2 separate regions of the Homo sapiens genome follow, and region 2 is linked to region 1. The links are chromatin loops, found by intact Hi-C in ENCODE. Cell type or tissue: mammary epithelial cell. All regions are shown on one strand. Links, peaks and the distances in the headings refer to the core of each region. The heading gives the core; the rest is flanking DNA.

What was found. Hi-C counts contacts between places; a loop is a spot of excess contacts. Peaks named below come from ENCODE experiments on the same cell type or tissue, not always from the same donor. Only the 100,000 strongest peaks of a DNase experiment are listed, where the experiment ranks them.
Region 2: a loop joins it to region 1, with 13 times the contacts of the local background. A loop is called at or near these places in 26 of 110 quality-filtered maps.

The regions. Positions count from the first base shown.
Region 1 is chr17:66,562,408-66,572,214 of GRCh38, forward strand. All of the region lies in intron 3 of PRKCA (protein kinase C alpha), which reads left to right. Among named protein-coding and RNA genes, the nearest start is that of PRKCA-AS1, 150 kb to the left of the region's middle. In mammary epithelial cell, for the core only: a CTCF peak has its summit at 4,985 (motif pointing left); DNase peaks (open chromatin) are centred at 5,004 and 5,394; H3K27ac peaks cover 572 bases.
Region 2 is chr17:66,194,822-66,204,628 of GRCh38, forward strand. It overlaps the pseudogene PSMD7P1. Among named protein-coding and RNA genes, the nearest start is that of CEP112, 7.6 kb to the left of the region's middle. In mammary epithelial cell, for the core only: a CTCF peak has its summit at 5,978 (motif pointing right); a DNase peak (open chromatin) is centred at 6,020.

The DNA of each region.
Region 1 (9,807 bases), core at 946-8,945:
GAAGGGAAACAGCAGTTGTGGAAGTATGTCTCAGGCACCCTGGAGGACACCTAAGGGGAAACTCATCTGACAAGGACACAGACATTTTTCTAGGTTCCCTGAGTCTTCTGTGTGGTCCATCCTACCAGCTGGGGTTATCTGATATTCCAGTGTATGTGAAAATAATAGCTAAGTTTTGTTTTTTTTTGTTGTTGTTGTTGTTGTTTTTTGGCAGAGTCTCACTGAGTCACCCAGGCTGGAGTGCACTGGCACTATCTTGGCTCACTGCAACCTCCATCTCCTGGGTTCAAGCGATTCTTCTGCCTCAGCCTTCTGAGTAGCTGGGATTACAGGTGCGCGCCACCACGCCCAGCTAATTTTTGTATTTTTAGTAGAGACAGGGTTTCACCATGTTGGCCAGGCTAGTCTCAAACTCCTGACCTCAGATTATCTGCCCACCTCGGCCTCCCGAAGTGCTGGGATTACAGGCATGAACACTGTGCCTGGCCAGCTTGATAAATTTTTATGCAGAATGGTTTTATTTTATTATTATTTGGAAGGGAATAGTGGCCCTTCTCTCTGATTTCTGGTTATATACCTATAACTGTAGCAGCTATTTCATCCTGTTAGCTTTTTTTTTAAAAAGATATTTTTTAGAGCCATTGTTTTAGGGTTATAGGAAAATGGAGTGGAAAGTACAGTGTTCCCTTATACCTGCCCCTCTCCTCAACAGTCTCCCCTCTTATTAACATCTTGCATTAATTAGTGTGGTACATTTCTTACAACTGATGCAATATTATTAACAAAAGTCCATGGTCTACATTAGGGTTCGGTCTTGGTAGTGTATAGTCTGTGGGTTTGGACAAATGTGTCATGGCCCGTATCCACCTTTATAGTATCATACAGAGGATCTTCACTGCCCTAAAAATCCTCTGTGCTCCATCTTGTTCTTCCCTCCCTCCCATCAGCCCCTGATCCTTCTATTGCCTCCATAGTTTTTCCTTTTCTGGAATGTCATATAGTTGAAGTCATGCAGTATGTAGCCTGTTCAGATTGGCTTCTTTCACTTAGTAATATGCACTTTAGTTTCCTCCATGCCTTTTCTTGACTTGATAGTTCATTTCTTTTTAGTGCTAAATCATATTCCATCATCTGGGTATACCATGGTTTATCCATTCACCTATTCAAGGGTATCTTGGTTGCTTCCAAGTCCTGTGCTCTTTTAAGATTTCAGTTTTTGACCCTTGATGTGACAAGATGGGAAGGGCCACAAAATATCTCATTCTTTTTCTCCTGTTGACTTAGTCTGAATACTCCAGACTGTGCTGACCTGTGTGGTTCAGTCTAGGAGCCATAGGCTCTGTGAGGCTGTTGAACAGTTGAAATGCGGCTGGTCCAAATGGAGATGTTTGTACTGTCTGTGCAGAGGTACGTTGGATTTCAGACTTAGTATAAACAAAAGAGTTTAAAGTATCATTAATTTCTTACATCAGTTATGTATAGAAATGATAATTTATATCTTGGATTATATAAAACATTTAAAAATTGTTGTACTTGTTTCTTCTTTCCTTCCTTCCTTCCTTCCTTCCTTCCTTCCTTCCTTCCTTCCTTCCTTCCTCCTTTCTTTCTCTCTCTCTTTCTTTCTTCCTCTCTTCCTTCCTTTCTTCCTTTTCTTCCTTTCTTCCTTCTTTCTTTCTCTTTCTTTCTTTCGAGACAGAGTCTCGCTCTGTTGCCCAGGTTGGAGTGCAGTGGGGCCATCTCGGCTCTGTGCAGGCTCTGCCTCCCGGGTTCAAGGGATTCTCCTGCCTCAGCCTCCCGAGTAGCTAGAATTACATTTGCCCACCACTACACCTGGCTAATTTCTGTATTTTTAGTAAAGATGAGGTTTCACCATGTTGGTCAGGCTGGTCTCAAACTCCTGACCTCAGGTGATCCACCTGCCTCGAACTCCCAGAGTGCTGGGATTATAGGTATGAGCCACTGTGCCCAGCCTCTTTTTAATTGTTTAATGAGACTACTAGAAAACTGTAAATTACCTACAGCTCACATAATGTTTCTGTTGGGTGGTGCTTCTGGGAAAAAGAGGAATGCGTGGCTTTTGTCCATGGTGCCTCTTTAAGGATGTTATTCAGCTGATGTTTCTCAGGTACCTGCTATGTGCCAAGCACTGTTGAAGCACTTCAGATAATTCAGTGATTGAAAGAAACAAAACCCATGACTTTGTGGGTTTTAGTACATTAGATTTGGATATTATCAAATTATTTTGGCACTTTTTCTCCACAGTAGCACTACTGTTTTTAAAAGACCAGTGCCAGCCGGGTGCAGTGGCTCATGCCTGTAATCCCAGCATTTTGGGAGGCTGAGGTGGGTGGATCACGAGGTCGGGAGTTCAAGACCAGCCTGGCCAAGATGGTGAAACCCCATCTCTACTAAAAATACAAAAATTAGCCGGACGCAGTGGCAGGCACCTGTAGTCCCAGCTACTCAGGAGGCTGAGGCAGGAGAATCGCTTGAACCCGGTTGGCAGAGGTTGCACTGAGCCAAGATCACGCCACTGCACTCCAGCCTGGGTGATAGAGTAAGACTCCGTGTCAAAACAACAATCACCACCACCACCACCACAACAAGAAACACACACCAGTGGCCCAGGAAAGACAAAGGAGGCTTTAGGATATGTCCCGGTTCTCATTCTGGTCCCAACACTTATTATGGATGTAACTTTTGGCAGTTCCTTACCCGTTAAGCCTTGGTTTCCTAACCGTAAAATGGGACTAAGTAATTCCTCTCATAGAGTGCTGCTTGTGCAACATGGGGTCAGAATGAGTACTCAGGAAGTGATTCCCACTCAGCCCGCATCCCTTCCTGGAGCACTGCAGTTTTGGGATTCTTGTCTCCAGCCCAGCTCTTACAGCCCCTGAGAGCATGCTGAGCAGGGGAAAGCTGCTCTAAAGTTCAATTTGCATTGTACCTTCTCCATTTACATTTCTTGACCTTTTGCTTTCTCATCCAGCAATCCCCAGCAGGGTGTCTGTGTTCTAAGGCACCCACCTAGCCTCTTTCTGAATTTTAATCCCAGCTCTGGCTAAAAGCCTGAAAGCAAAATATGAATCGTAGCTCCACAATTATAACGTGGGACTTTCTTTATAAAATGAAGTTGCTCTAGCAGAAAGCCAGGGCTACAAATCAGTAGCGGCTTCAGGATGCATGGCCTCTTTCTGGCATAGGAGGCCCCTTTTTCTTCTCAGTCGCGGTGTTTCTTCCAACATCTATGCATGTTGAAGTCTGGAGAAGGCTGATGCTGAGAGATATGTACTAATGAAATGCACAGGTGTTATCTTTTTCTGTTCCAAGTCCCTGTGTGCCCTCCTGTCTTGGTGGGTGGCATGGCAGGACATAGAAACACTTGGAACCTGTTTACTATTTTCCAAAAAGGCCTTGCCTGTAGCCCATTGATCTACCCACTATGTATATTCATTTTAATGCTGTTTTTGAGTCCGTTGACTACCCCGGGAAATCAAAGTTGACTACCACAGCCCTAGTCCTCAAGTGTCTTGCCTGCAATGAGGTTACCTGGCCTATTAGAATTAAGGACTAAAATGCAGGAGCTGGGGTCACACCTGCCAGCTGTTTGTGAGCCCTGAAGATGTTGGGGATTTAAATTTTAGATAGATCATTGTAGCTGCAAGGGGTAGGACGGATAGGTGGGGTATCCAGAGTCCTTGGATACCTTGTCTTCCTGGACCCTCTCTCAGCACCCTTGGGCTAAGATGCACTCTTGAACACATTTCCTCTATGGCCCCTTTCAGATCTGCTGATGATACCTGGATTCCTTCTTTCAGAGTGACCCAGCCCCATCCCAGGGAACGGGCAGATGGGCTCTGTTGCCCATCTCAAAGTTCCCTTACTTTTTTTCTTTTGAGGTTTTATCAGTCCAGAAGTGGAAAGAAGATGGATGCCATTAGCTTTAGAAATATTTTTTATGTTTTAGGGAGAAAGAAGCAGAGAATATACTTTTAGATGAGCACACTTTAAAATACCAGTAAGACAGACTTGTTGGAAGACAGGCATTGTGAAGAACTGTTGTTGTTTTTTGGTTTTTTTTTTTTTTTTTTTTTTGCAACAGCTTTCCCCACTTTGGGAAATGAGAACTTATGCCCTCCTGAATGTTGTATTTGATGGGACTTAGATCCATGGGGGAATTTTATTTTATTTTTTAGGAAAAGGTAACCTACTAAGTATAGTTATATCCTTCTAGCATGAAATATAATCATTTATTAGACCAGAACTGTTTGTTAATTCAGCAGTGTGTCTTGAAAAAGAGCCACCCTCAAATTTAAAGTAGAAATAGATTCTTCATTCTACACCTTTTTGACATCAGATTTGCTTTCCTGGTCTCAGTGCAGGTGCCCCTACTGTTTGGTGTTTGGGACACAGCCTCCGAGTAAGTCCAAGGAGAGCTTGGGGTTAGGCAGTATAGGCCATGAGCCCCTTGCCAGCCTCCCAGGGACTTTGAGAGGAGCTGTTTGGGGCAAGATGCTTAATGAAAGGATGTTTTGTAATTTAGAGAGAAAAAAGAAATTTATCCCATAGATAACTAAACCCTCAATGGGAATATTAGAAAATACAATTGTCACATTATGTAATATTTGTACATTTTCCACTGCAAGTAAGAATGCGTCCTTTCCTTAATTTTAAAATATGGAAAAGGTCGACCTTTCTGCTACCGTAAGGAAAATCAAGGGAAAGGGAGGTTTTATACATGATATGGGGAACTTGGTATAATTATTTAGCTCAGTATGAAATTCTGCCACAGGAATATAAGGTAATTAATTTCTCTAAGTATGAAATGCAATCTTGAAAAACTAGGAAACAGGTGCCGAGGTGACAAGATAGGAAGAGAAGCTGAGTGTTGTGCAGTGGCACCGAACAACTTCTGGAACATTCCAGAGCGTGGCTTTGTAGCTGGAGAGAGCCTCCTGGCTTCTGTGTGGCGACCGAGACTGACCCCTGCTGGCAGATTGTTGCTAAGCCGTGGCTGTTAATGAAGCAGGGCAATAAGGCCCTTAAGCAGGAGATCCTGCCAGGCCACAGGCAGGTCTGTCTCCGAGGCTATGCCTTGTACCAGCCCTTGATGCTGTTGCCTGAATTCCCAGTGGGAAGAAAAATGGACCCAGCAGTTTTTAGTGTTTTGGTCTCAGTTTCCACCATCTCTCCCCTTTCCCAGTCTGGGATGTCAGTGTTTGCTCTCTCCTCCCTACCCTCTGTTACCTCAAGATTTCATGGAAATAAAAAGCCCTGCTAACATCACAAAGAGGCTGAAAATTCCAGATCCACCTCGGAGCCAGACACTTGAGAAATTTGATGCCAAGGTAACCTGCGTTTGGGAAAACATCCTTATTAGGTTTATTTAAGAACGATTTGAAAAATTCCTATAAGTGAAAATCAGATGGGAAGAAGTCCAAAAATCTGATTCATGCCATGACTGTGATACAACCAAGATCTTCGTGAGCCAGTGGATGGGGAAGAGAGATAATGTACAATATTTCTATGTGTTTCCTGGAAAAATTCTTAAACGGATTATAAAAAGCACTAAGTGTAAAGGAAAATGTTAATACATTGGACTGCATTAAATAATAGACCAGCAGAGGTCTGGCGTGGTGACTCATGCCTGTAATCCCAGAACTTTGGGAGGCTGAGGCAGGCAGATCACTTGAGGTCAGTAGTTCGAGACTGGCCTGGCCAACACGATGAAACCCCATCTCTAGTAAAATTATAAAATTAGCTGGGCATGGTGGCACACACCTGTAATCCCAGCTGCTAGGGAGGCTGAAGCATGAGAATCACTTGAACCCCAAAGGCAGAGGTTGCAGTGAGCTGAGATGGCACCACTGCACTCCAGCCTAGACGACAGAATAAGACTCTGTCTCAAAAAACCCCCAAAAAATAGATGTGCAGAGTCTTTATTTGTGGTAGAGGTTAGTGTTTTCCCCACTACATTTTCCACCAGCTTGTTCTGGGAGCTGCTTTTGGGTGCTGGTGAGGAGTAATTCGTGGTTTAGGAAGCTTGAGTGCGGGTGCTGGGTCCTCTGCTTGTTGCTCAGCAGGGTACTGGAGGCCAGGAAGGCTGGCGCTGCAGAAATCTGTCTTCAGTGCACTTACTGCTGTTGCCATGGACAGCTCATTCGTATAGCTGGTGTGGAGCTAATGAAGTAGGGATGTTTTTAAAATGAAATTTTAAAAATGGGGTTTGAGAAGTACATAAACAGTTCATTGTGGCATAAAATGACATTATAATCATTTAATTTTGAGATGATTTAAAAATCATTTCCTCATGTTCCATGTTCTACAGCTTACCAGTCAGGAAAAAGGATAATTTTGTGGGACTCAATGAAGTGATGAAATTGAGAACAAAGCCTTTCATCTTTGGACTTACACTTCCATGTTCCTAAAAGAGTTAGGCAGGGATATGTAGGTAAATCAAAGACTGGAAACGTAGGGTCTTTGGAAACTTTTTTCTGGGTCATCTTTTTAGTCTTAAAGCTAAGCCTTCAGTTGCCAAGCAGTGGTTTTTTTAATGAATGAGGCTGGTCAATAGGATATCTATATTTTAAAAACCTCAACCACAAGTAACACCCTACACAAAAACCAATTACAGATAGATAGTAGACCTAATTGTAAAACAATAAATGTTCTAGAAAATGACAGAGAACATGTTTATGAAGTTGAGGTACAAAATAATTTTGTAAACAGGATCTAAATAGAACTAACCCTAAAGGAAAAGATTAATCAGGCATTTTTGTTAATTGAAACATCAAAGAATGAAAGGTAGACTGGTATTGGGGGAAGATATTTGCTACACTTATACCTGTTAAAGGGCTTGTGTCCTGAATTTAAAAAAAAGGTCAGGTGCGGTGGCTCACACCTGTAATCCCAGCACTTTGGAGGCCGAGGCAGGCGGGGATCGCCTGAGGTCAGGCGTTCAAGACAGCCTGGCCAACATGGTGAAACTCTGTCTCTACTAAAAATACAAAAATTAGCCAGGCATGGTGGCAGGCACCTGTAATCCCAGCTACCTGGGAGGCTGAGACAGGAGAATCGCTTGAACCCAGGAGGTGGAGGTTGCAGTGAGCTGAGACCATGCCACTGCACTCCAGCCTGAGCAAGAAGAGTGAAACTCCATCTCAAAAAAAAAGAAAACCTCCTCCTACAGATCAGTAAGAAAGACAATCCAGTAGAAAAATGGGGAGGAGATTTGTAAACTTCATGAAAGAGGATATAAAAATGGACAATAAACATAAAGTGTTCAACCTGGGTCATCAGGGGAATGCAAATTAAAACTGCAATGGGATGTCACCAGCAGTCGTAAGAAAGAATAAAATGAAAAAGACCACAGTACTAAGTGTTGGTGAGGACATGCTCCTGGTATGCAAATTGCTATAACCACTTTAGAAAACTGTCAGTATTGACTAAAGCTGAATACACACTCCTGTCAGACAGCAATTCTTCTCGTAGGTGGATCCCCAAAAGAAACATGCATGTGTACCCCAAAAGTCATGCCCAAAATGTTCACAGAAGTATTATTCATAATTGCCTTAACCTGGAAACAACTCAGATGTTCCTCACATGTAGAATGGATTTTTTTGTATAATCCTATCATGGGGTACTGTGCAGCCCTGAATGAAAAACCTGTTATGTGCAACAAAAGTGTGATGTCTTGCAGACATAACACTGAGAGAAAGAACCCAGGCACAGAATTGTTTTCTGTATATAAAACTCAAAAAGAGGCAACACTCATCTCTAGTGCCTAGGGGTCAAGGTAACCACATCTTGCTGGGGAGAAGAGTGACTAGAACAGGCACAAGGGGACTTCTGGGGCTCTCGTTCCATTCTGACGATGGACGGGTTTGTGGATACACAGGCGAGATTATGTTGTGAGAATCCATCAGGCTGCATATTATGACTTGTGCATGTAAAACATGTATGCTACACCTATTAAAACGTGTTTGTTTTAGAAATGCCTTCAGTATGTACAGCTATGATAGATCAACAGAAAAAATAAAACACTTTAAAATTTCTTTAAAAATTTTTAAAAAGCAGTGCCTTCAAACACCCAGGCTATTGTGCAGCGTGTTGCTACTGTCTGTGATGCCTGCGAGGCATGGGTGAGAGGAGGAGGCGGTGCCAGTGAGTAGAGTGAGATCGTGATATTGCTAAATCACTTTCTTAGGGTGTGAAAGACTCTGCTTTAGCTCTTTTTCGGGCTTTTCTGCCATGCCTTACTAGTTTTGGCAGTTTTCCTATTAAAATTATATGTAATGTCTTGATATAACTGTGCTCGTCTGGAGCTGTGTATTTAAATAGCTGTAAACTTCTCAACCCAAATTGTGGGAATTAAATTTCCATTAGCAGATTGGCAGCATAATCTGGTGGGATGTTCTCTGGGCCCAAAGCCAAGAGCCCTGGGTTCTAGTTACAGCTTCTAGTCCTGACCTGGAGCATGTCACTCAGCCATCCTCCGTGGGTACCTCCTCCTGAAAATAATATTAAATCTACATATGGAAATCACATCCACCCACCTCTAAGGTTGCTGTGAAGGTAAGGGAAGGTAATATCTGTGAGCACTGTTTGCAAATTGCAACTGCAGAGTCATAAATCTGTTTGCATAAACCACACATTCCAGAGGGGTTCTAATCGTGTTTACATATACTTCTTAAATTTCGTACTAAATGTCTGTAGATATGAAGATGTGAAAACAAAAGCTCAGTGAGAAAGTAACCAACAGAATGGAGGAATTCTGGAGAAGTCCTAACATGTAGTGTTTTCCCATTCCTAATCCCTATCATCTTGTGGCATTGCGTGTACTTATTTCTGTGTTTTCACATTATTAACTGACCATTTTGGATGGTTGAATATACAGGAGAGGTGCTGGTTCAGGAAATAATTGTTTTTTTTTAATCCATATTTCAAAAGTAATTCTTGTCGGTATATACAAATATGTTTAAGTTTTATTATTTGCCTTTTAACAAATTACAACATGCCACATTAGGAATAAGTTTGACACACCTTAATCATTTTAAGTCTTATTATCACTAAAATTTGCAGCATTCTCCTTCATGGAAGAAAAAGTTAATTTGGTGGAACCTTTAGTCAAATTAATTGGTCAGAAGAAATACTGTATACTTAACTGAAAGAGGGAAAAAAACCCCATGTTTTAATGAACTTAAATTTAATTGAACAACCTTCCTCAATCAATGTTTTAGAAATTGTTTTTCTCAGGAAACAAACTATTGACCTAGGCAAGTGGTTTAAAAACTTTTGTTTGACGGTAGACATATACTTTTGCAAATAAAACCTTCCACGGAACCTGAGTCCGTAGAGCAGATAAAAGACCACTCTGAAGCAGGGGTAGGAGTGGAGAAGGTAGAAAAATGGGTGGTAGATCTTACCACTGAGTGTTTTGCTTTTGAAATACGAAGCCTGTTGGATGCCATGGAAAGCCAGATAACTATTACTCTGTATGATAGTGCAGGGAACGTTCTGTGTGTGGTTGTGTTATGTTGACATTCCATCCAGTGTGCCACTCCGTATAATTCCGTCTGACGTGCCACTCCATATAATTGGGATGCTGTCTGTTCACTTAGCTGATAGAGGTGGGATTCAGAGACTGTGGTGTCTGTGATGCTGTGATCCTAGACATGGTAAGTGCGTAATACCTCTAGATGCTGATAGATTAAGCTATGATTGAATTTATAGTTTCCAGAATGAATATTGTACTTTGAGAGGCTATAAAGAATATCAGGCTGGGCATGGTGGCGCACGCCTGTAATC
Region 2 (9,807 bases), core at 1,088-9,087, 370 kb before region 1:
CTAACACGGTGAAACCCCATCTCTACTAAAAATACAAAAAAGAAAATTAGCAGGCGTGGTGGTGGGCGCCTGTAGTCCCAGCTACTTGGGAGGCTGAGGCAGGAGAATGGCATGAACCCGGGAGGCAGAGCTTGCAGTGAGTCAAGATCGTGCCACTGCACTCCAGCCTGGGCGACATAGCGAGACTCTGTCTCAAAAAAAAAAATATATATATATATATATATATATTCTCTTGTCACTGTTGTAGTGTAGCTCCAGGCTTATGTGGCCTAAAAAATGCAGTGTCTTATAAATGTTTTATGGCCAAACACCTATGGTAATCAATGAATTTTCCTTCTACGTCTAGTTACTGCATAAAGATAATAATCTTCCAACTCAATGTACATTTATTGAACATCAGGTATATGCAGGCATATTAAGGGAATGTTTCCTCCACTGGAAATGCTATGACACTTTGCTCTTCACCTTAGCTTAAATATCAGTACCTCAGAGAGGCCTTCACTGATTCTCAAACCAGCCCTTATTTCCTTTCAAATCCCCTGGTTCTCTTTTCTTCATTGCATTTATCAAAATTTGTCATCAAATATTAATTAGTGGAATCTATTTATTTATTTATTTATTTATTTGAGACGGAGTCTCGCTCTGTCGTCCAGACTGGAGTGCAGTGGTGTGATCTCAGCTCACTGCAACTTCCACCTCCCGGGTTCAAACAATTCTACTGCTTCAGCCTTCAGAGTAGCTGGGATTACAGGCGCGTGCCACCACACCCAGCTAATTTTTTATATTTTTGGTAGAGATGGGGTTTCACCATGTTGGCCAGGCTGATCTTGAACTCCTGACCTCAAGTGATCCACCCACCTCTGCCTCCTAAAGTGTTGGGATTACAGGTGTGAGCCACTGCACCCAACCCAGGTGTAATCTTTTAAAAATGCCTATAGTTTCCAAAAGAATGAAGACGATACCTGTTAGGTTCACCATTGCACAGACAGCACCTTGCAGGGTACCTACCATATAGAAACAATCCATAAATGTTCACTGAATCACCAAATGAATGAACATTAATTTTCGTGCTTTTCTCTGCACATGTGGTAGAATATGACCACCCTATGCATAAAGCTTCCAGTCTAGAAACCCGGAAGACTAACTTTTCTGAATATAAATCTCTTGCTACGGAGAGTGAAACTGAGTGATCTAATTTGAATCAGGTAAGCACAATTAGTCCAATGAGATATGGCCAGGAGATAGGGCATCCTATTGTATAAACATGACTTTCTTAGCTCATCTTTGCACTTTGGGGAGAGGGTTTGGGGTTATTTTCTCAGAGGACTGAACTGATGGGTAAACCCAAATGGTTCTAACTACAACAAAGATTCTGGACTTATGAGAAAAAAGATAAGTCTCTACCCTCCAAAAATTTATGAGATAGTAGGAGGTAATAAGACAAATACCAAATAACCACATTTCAACTCAGATTATGTCACCTGGCTTAAAAGGTATATAAATAATGCAGCTGGGCGCGATGGCTCACGCCTATAATCCCAGCACTTTGGGAGGCCGAGGTGGGCGGATCACAAGCTCAGGAGTTCGAGACCAGACTGACCAACATGGTGAAACCCCCATCTCTACTAAAAATACAAAAATTAGCCAGGCTTGGTGGTGGGCACCTGTAATCCCAGCTACTCAGGAAGCTGAGGCAGGAGAATTGCTTGAACCCAGGAGGCAGACATTGCAGTGAGCCAAGATCGCACCACCGCACTGCAGCCTGGGTGACAGAGTGAGACTCTGTCTCAAAAAAAAAAAAAAAAGATATAAATCACGTTTTGGGATAGAGAGGAAATAAAGAAAACACCGTGCTGTGCTTATAAAGTCAGCATAGGAAAATATATACAGAACCTTGTTTTATCTTTGATAAAAAGAGAGTGACATTGAAACACTATTTCTATTGAAAATATTGTTTCCTAACAGCTACAAATGACTTAAATGAAAGTAGGTTTGTTTCAAAAACAAATGACATCTTATCTCAATTTTTAAAAATCAAATGGTGACATTGTTGATAATGGTAGTACAAAGAGGACCCTAAAAATAATTGTTTTTATTTTCTGTGTGGGAAGATAACTGTGCTATACTTCCCATGTTGAAAGGGATCTGCTTATTTTCAAAATATAAACTTAAGAATTAGTCTAGATGACATTGAACAATGTGAATTCAATTATTCTCTACAGAAAAAATCAATAGGAAAATGTGAGCTTTTATTAATTAGAAAGATAATTATTCGTCTGTAATTTGAACTAATCTGTATCTTGAAGGATTAAATCTGATGATCTGTATAGATATGTATGTGTGTATATATATATATATATATATTTTTTTTTTTTTTTTTTTGAGACAGAGTTTTGCTCTTGTTGCCCAGGCTGGAGTGCAATGGCGTGCTTACTGCAAACTCCGCCTCCCAGCTTCAAGCGATTCTCCTACCTCAGCCTCCCCAGTAGCTGGAATTACAGGCATGTGCCACCACACCCGACTAATTTTTTGTATTTTTAGTAGAGACAGGGTTTCTCCATGTTGGTCGGGCTGGTCTCGAACTCCCGACCTCAGGTGATCCACCCGCCTTGGCCTCCCAAAGTGCTGGGATTACAGGCATGAGCTACCGCACCCGGCCAATCTGTATAATTTAAACTCTTGCTCCATAAAATTAAAGTAACTATAGTGGGAGACCTAGAGATTACCGTTGTTTGTTTAAGCCACTGTTATTTGGGTTTTTTGTTTTGCTGAGGGAAGAAGAGCCTGGGCCTGATGGAGCCCCAGGGAAATCACTACCGCTGCCGGTGTTTGCAGGTAGCAGGGAGCCAGGCCTGGGCGAGGTGTGTCTCGATGCCAGAGCTGGTAGTACAGAAGGTGGTGGGCCATCCCCGGTGCTGCTCAGCGTGGTGGATCATTTCAACCGAATCGGCAAGGTTGGAATCCAGAAATGCGTCATTGGTCTGTTTTGGGGGTCATGGCAAAAGAAAGTACTTGATGTATTGAACAGTTTTGCAGTTCCTTTTGATGAAGATGACAAAGACAATTCTATGTGGTTTTTAGACCATGATTATTTGGAAAACATGTATGGAATGTTTAAGAAAGTCAATGCCAGAGAAAGAATAGTTGGCTGGTACCACACAGGCCTGAAAATACACAAGAATGGCATTACCATCAATGAACTCATGAAAAGATACTATCCTAACTCGGTATTGATCATTATTGACGTGAATCCAAAGGACCTAGGGCTGCCCACAGAAGCATACATTTCAGTGGAAGAAATCCAAGATGATGGAACTCCAACCTTGAAAACATTTGAACATGTGACCAGTGAAATTGGAGCAGAGTAAGCTGAGGAAGTTGGAGTTGAACACTTGTTACGAGACATCAAAGACACAACACAACGGTGGGCACTCTGTCCCAGCGGATCACAAACCGGGTCCATGGTTTGAAGGGACCGAACTCCAAGCTTCTGGATATCAGGAGCTACCTGGAAAAAGTAGCCACAGGCAAGCTGCGCATCAACCACCAGATCATCTACGAGCTGCAGGACGTCTTCAACCTGCTGCCAGATGTTAGCCTGCAGGAGCCTATTAAAGCCTTTTACCTGAGGACCAATGACCAGATGGTGGTAGTGTACTTGGCCTCACTGATCCATTCTGTGGGCCTCACTGATCCATTCTGTGGTCGCCCTGCACAACCTCATCAACAACAAGATTGCCAACCAGGATGGAGACAAGAAAGAAGGGCAGGAGAAAAAAGAGAGCAAAAAGATAGAAAAGCTGACAAGGGGAAAGATAAAGATAAGGAAAAGAGTGATGTAAAGAAAGAGCAGAAAAAGTAAAACGTGTATTAAATAGCTTTTTTATGCCTGTAATCCCAACATTTTAGGAGGCCAGGGCGAGTGGATCACCCAAGGTCGGGAGCTCGAGACCAGCCTGACCAACATGGAGAAACCCCGTCTCCACTAAAAATACAAAATTCGCTGGGCATGGTGGCACATGCCTGTAATCCAGCTACCCAGGAGGCTGAGGCCAGAGAATCGCTTGAACCTGGGAGGCATAGTTTGAAGTGAGCCAAGATCACACCATTGCACTCCAGCCTGGGCAACAAGAGCGAAACTCCGTCTCAAAAAGATAAATAAATAAAATTAAAAATTAAAAGTAAAAAGTTTTCATGGTTTCAAAGTTTCATTTCCCTTATAAGGAAATTGAAAAATACTGGAAAGTTTAAAGAAGAAAAGACTTATGTGCAATCCTGCCATTAAGTAATAACTACTATTAACATTTGTATATATTTACTCAAATTTTTATATCTATATTATCATTTTTAATATCTACTTATTATGTCATCATATGGATATGATAATTTTCTCAATTACTCTCCTGTGTTTACCAATTCTTGCCCTTATAAATAATGTTGCAATGAATGCCTTTGATTATATACATCTTGGTTGAAATTTTAGCTCTCTCCATAAAAGATATTCTTATGGGCATTATAAAAGCATTAAGGCTTTTGATCAGTACTGCCAAATCACTTACTGGAAGTATTTTTCAAATTGCAACTTCACTCAATGGTCTGTGCGAATGACTGTCTCACATTAATGGTTTTTTAGATCTGTGCTAATTGTGTGTAAAAAAAAAAAGCATCCCTTTTTACTTTGCATTTTTCACTATTAGAGAAGTTGAAATATTTAAATATCTCTATTAGTCTTTTATTCTTCTGCAAAGTATCTCTTTTGTCCTTTATCTATTTTTGTGGAACTTTATATATAGTTATATGGATATATTAGACAGATATAAGTATCTTCCATATTTTTAATTTATTGTTTCAAAATTAGCAATATGCATAAGCTAACATTCAAAGCAATCAAATTTCCGTGATTCACCATTTTGCATTATTAAGATACTCCATCATTAGAGTGAAAAATGTAAATGACTTTTAGCTATCTAGATGGAAAACAATTTGTAAATACCAAGAATTGTAATTATTATATAAACACATTAGAGACAAATATGAAAACAATCCTGTACCTGGTAAATTCCTTAAACTGAATGGTAAGTAATGCAGAACTTTCTATTTACAGACCACAGAAGTATAGATTATACCACAAATGAATGCATTATAGGCCAGGCACAGCGGCTCACGCCTGTAATCCTAACACTGTGGGAGGCCGAGGAAGGCAGATTACTTGAGCCCAGGAGTTTCAGACCAGCCTAAGCAACATAGCGAGACCCTGTCTCTATTTTTTTAATAGAATAAATAAATAAATACAGTATAAAGATTGCAGAAACTAAGAATGAGGAGGCATATTTTCTTTTTTTCACTACTAAGAAAAGAGTCACTGCCTTTAGCACAGTGACTTTGGATTTCTTCCTTATGCTAGAACTAAGCAATATTCACCATTTCATTCCTCCTTCTGCTGCTTTTTCTATCTTAGCCTCTTGGGCAATTCATGCTATAGGATATTAACAGAGATAAACTGGCTACTCTTTCTCCCTTCCCTTCAGTGATATACATATTGCCATAATGCCCTAGCCAGTATCCATAAAAACTAGCAACCTAGGATACTTCCAAGCCTTGAATATACAACAATCTTTTCTACCAACTTGTTTCAGGAGTAGGCTGTAAAACTCCAACTTTAGAATGCAAATATTTCCAGGAAGCTACTGGGAAAAATCATAGCTTAACTAGCAGTATAAAAATGGTACGAAAGAAATCATTCTGAAGTTTAGATATCTGGTTCTGTCATTTATTAGCTTTGTGACCTCGGTAAACTAAGTTACATAATCTTCCTGAGCTTCAGTTTATTTATTTTCCTTATGGGATGATTGGGGAGATTGAATTAACAGAGGTGAGATATGTAGAAAAATGTACCCAGTGCCTGACACAGGAAACTTCAATATGAGGGCTTCTTTTCTTTCCCAACTGTTTTGCCAGCACTTTGGAAAGGAATAGATGCCACTAGGAGGCAGCAATGGCACACAAAGAACTAATTATCATGTGCACGTGCATGCGCAGACACACACACACACACACACACACACTCACATGCATACGCATGGGCACATACACAAAGCACACACACTCAAACCACATACACAAATCCACATGCATGCCACACATACCACATATATACTCACACTCACACAAAAGCAACAAATATTTGCACAGCAACCACATACACACCCACACACAGGCATACTGGCACACACATGCACACAGCTCAAGTTGTTTTCTTTCCTTTTCTTTCTTTCTTTTATCTTTTTAATCTTTTATTGAGAGATTAAAGCAGGGAATGATCCTCAGGTTAATAGATAGGAAATGTCACTGAGGAATAGTACTTATTATTAAGTTTGGGGCACAGGAAAGAGATCCTATATATTGAAAGATTGGTCCATGTATTAGAAACGAGAGAATTATGTTATAAACTTCTTGCAGAAATATAGCATAAGAGATACGTGAAAACATTGATTCCTTTGCATTTAGAACGCCGTCCTGCCATAAACCAAGAGAAAAAAGACGGTCATTGAGAAGCACCTTCAGGGACCAACTTGTCTTGGAAGAAGACCTCCCTAGCCATGTGCATTTATAGAGTGTATAGTTATATAGTTATATGCATTTGTAGAGTTACAGTTATATAGTATAGAGTTCATTTAGTCTATGATTGCTAGGTGAGTAATATTACTTTGGGAAGATTCAGTTCAACTGTGCAAAAATAGAGGATGGGCGGGGCGCAGTGGCTCACGCCTGTAATCTCAGCACTTTGGGAGGCCGAGGCGGGCGGATCGTGAGGTCAGGAGATCAAGACCATCCTGGCTAACACGGTGAAACCCCGTCTCTACTAAAAATACAAAAAATTAGCTGGGCGTGGTGGCGGGCACCTGTAGTCCCAGCTACTCGGGAGGCTGAGGCAGGAGAATGGCGTGAACCCGGGAGGCGGAGCTTGCAGTGAGCCGAGATTGCGCCACTGCATTCCAGCCTGGGAGACAGAGCGAGACTCCATCTCAAAAAAAAAAAAAAAAAAGGAGGATGATAACCAGCTCCTTATGGTTGTGGTTCTTTCTTCACTAGGCTACCTGTGGCGGTTAGTACTTCCTGTACCATCTCCAGTAGGGGGAGATCACCGCAAACTATGGCTAGGGAGGGTACGGCACAACTGTGATGACAGGCAACCTGGTGATCAAAGCATTTAAGAAGAAAAACACTTGAAAAAGGGAATCTACTTATGGCACAAAATAGACCACATAATCACTAAATAGAGGGGCTGCAATTGGGCAGTTTCTACCGATGGACTCCTCAAATCCAAATTGCCTCTTCCAATTACAAAAATAGCAGATTTTTATTTCTGTGAAAATACGATTAAATGAGAGGAATCAGGACTATCGTCTAAGCTCTAAAGTCTGCTCTGATTATTTTTCAGTGATCCAAACCTATCCAGCCCCCTAAAATGCCTTCCAGTGAACAAAATGGCACAAAACACAACCTTCAACAAACTTGCCATATCCCAGGAGCTTCTTTGTAGAATAGGCTGGGGAAGGGAGGAGTGTTGGAAAAGTGCTAAGGGTTTAAAACAGAAGTGCTGAGGTGTCAAAGTTAGGCATGCTGACTATCTGGTGCTATCAAAATGCAGACCTAATTATTGTGTATATGAGTAGTGCATGTGTACATAAATATGTGTATGTATTTCCTAGCTCTGTCTGTTGAAGAAGACCTAGAAGCAGTGATGCCTCTGTATCAATGAGCACTACACCCAGACACAATGCAGACCTTGATTTCTTTTTTTTTTTTTAAGACGGAGTCTCACTCTGTCACCCAGGTTGGAGTGCAGTGGTGAAATCTCGGCTCACTGCAAGCTCCGCCTCCCGGTTCACATCATTCTTCTGCCTCGGCCTCCAGAGTAGCTGGGACTACAGGCGCCCGCCACCGCGCCCGCCACCATGCCCGGCTAATTTTTTGTATTTTTAGTAGAGACGGGGTTTCATCGTGTTAGCTAAGATGGTCTCGATCTTCTGACCTCGTGATCTACCCACCTCAGCCTCCCAAAGTGCTAGGATTACAAGCGTGAGCCACCACGCCCGGCCCAGACCTTCATTTCTAAACACCGTTATCTTCAGTTCATTGGGGAAATGGCTGAGGTTTAGAAAGCTGAGGTTTACAAATTATGACAAGCTTGGAGTATTGTGTTTTAACCAAAAGCATGGTGGTGCACACCTGTTGTCCCAGCTACTGGGGAGGCTGAGGCAGGAGAATTGCTTGAAGCCAGGAGGCAGAGGCTGCAGTGAACCGAGATCGTGCCACTGCACTCCAGCCTGGCTACAGAGTGAGACTCCGCCTCAAAAAAAAAAAAAAAAAAAAGAAGTGGTGGAGCAAGATGGCCACATAGAGACCTCCAGTGATCATCCCCCTCACAGGAACACCAAATAGAACAACCATCCATGCAAAAAAGCACCGTCATAACCAAAAATCCCTGTACCTGGCTTTAAAATTATATCAAGGAAAGGGGCATTGAAGAGGCTGGGAAAGACAATCTCGAGTTGTCGACACCACCCCTCGCTCTTCCCCATCAGTGGCCATGTGGTGCAGAGGGAGAATCTGTGTGCTTGGGGGAGGGAGTGTGAACTGTTTGTTGGACTTTGCATTGGAATTCAGTGCTGTCTGTCACAGCAGAAAGCCACACAGGGCAGAATTCACCTAGTAACCACGAGGGAGCATTTAGACCAGCCCTAGCTGGAAAAGAATCATCCATCCCAGCAGCCAGACAGAACTTGAGTTCCAACTAGCCCCACTACCATGGGGTAAAGTGCTCTGGGGTCCTAAATAAACTTGAAAGGTGGTCTAGGCCACAAGGACTGAAATTCCTAGGCAAGTCCTAGTGCTGTGCTGAGCTGGAGCCAGTGGTCTTTTTGTGCACACAACCTGTGAGACACCAGCTGGGGTGGCCAAGGGTGTGCTTGTGTTACCCCTCCCACGACCTCAGGCAGCACAGCTTGCAGCTCCAGGAGAGACTACTTCCTTCTGCCTGGGGAGAGGAGAGAGGAGGGTAAAGAGAACTTTGTCTTGCAACTTGCATTCCAGCTCAGTCACAGTAGAATAGGGCACCAGGCTGAATCCTGAGGCCCCCGTTCCAGGCCCTGTCTGCTGGACAACGTTTCTTGACACACTCTAGCCACTGTCTTAAAGAGAAGTACCGGTTCAGGCAGGATTCATTACCGGATGATCCAAGAGTCCTCGGACTTGAATTAACACCACCAGTTGCCAGGCAGTACTCACCACAAGACTTGAGTGAGATCCCGCGCCATGCCGACTTCAGGTGTGACCCAGCACATTTCCAGCTGTGGTGGTCACAGGGAGAGACTCCTTCTACTTGAGGAAAGGAGAGGAAAGAGTAAAGGGGCTTTGTCTTGCAGCTTGGGTACCAAGTCGGCCATAGTGGGATAGAGCACAAAGCAGGATCCTGGGGTCCCTGATTCCAGGCCTTGGCCCCTGAGTGGCATTTCTGGACTTGCTCTGAGCCAGAGGGGAGCACAGTGCCCAGTGCATGAAGGAAGAGACTGAAGCCTGGCAGCCTTCACCACAAGCTGACTGAAGAGCTCTTGGGCCTTGAGTGAACATCACTGGTAGCCAGGCAGTGATCACTGCAGGCCTGGGATTGTGGTGACTAGGGGGAGAGACTCCTTCTCCTTGAGGGAAGAAGATGGAAGAGTAGGAAGGACTTCATCTTGCGGTTTAGGTGCCAGCTCAGGCGCAGTGGAAAGAGCACCAGGTAGATTCCTAACGTTCCCAAGT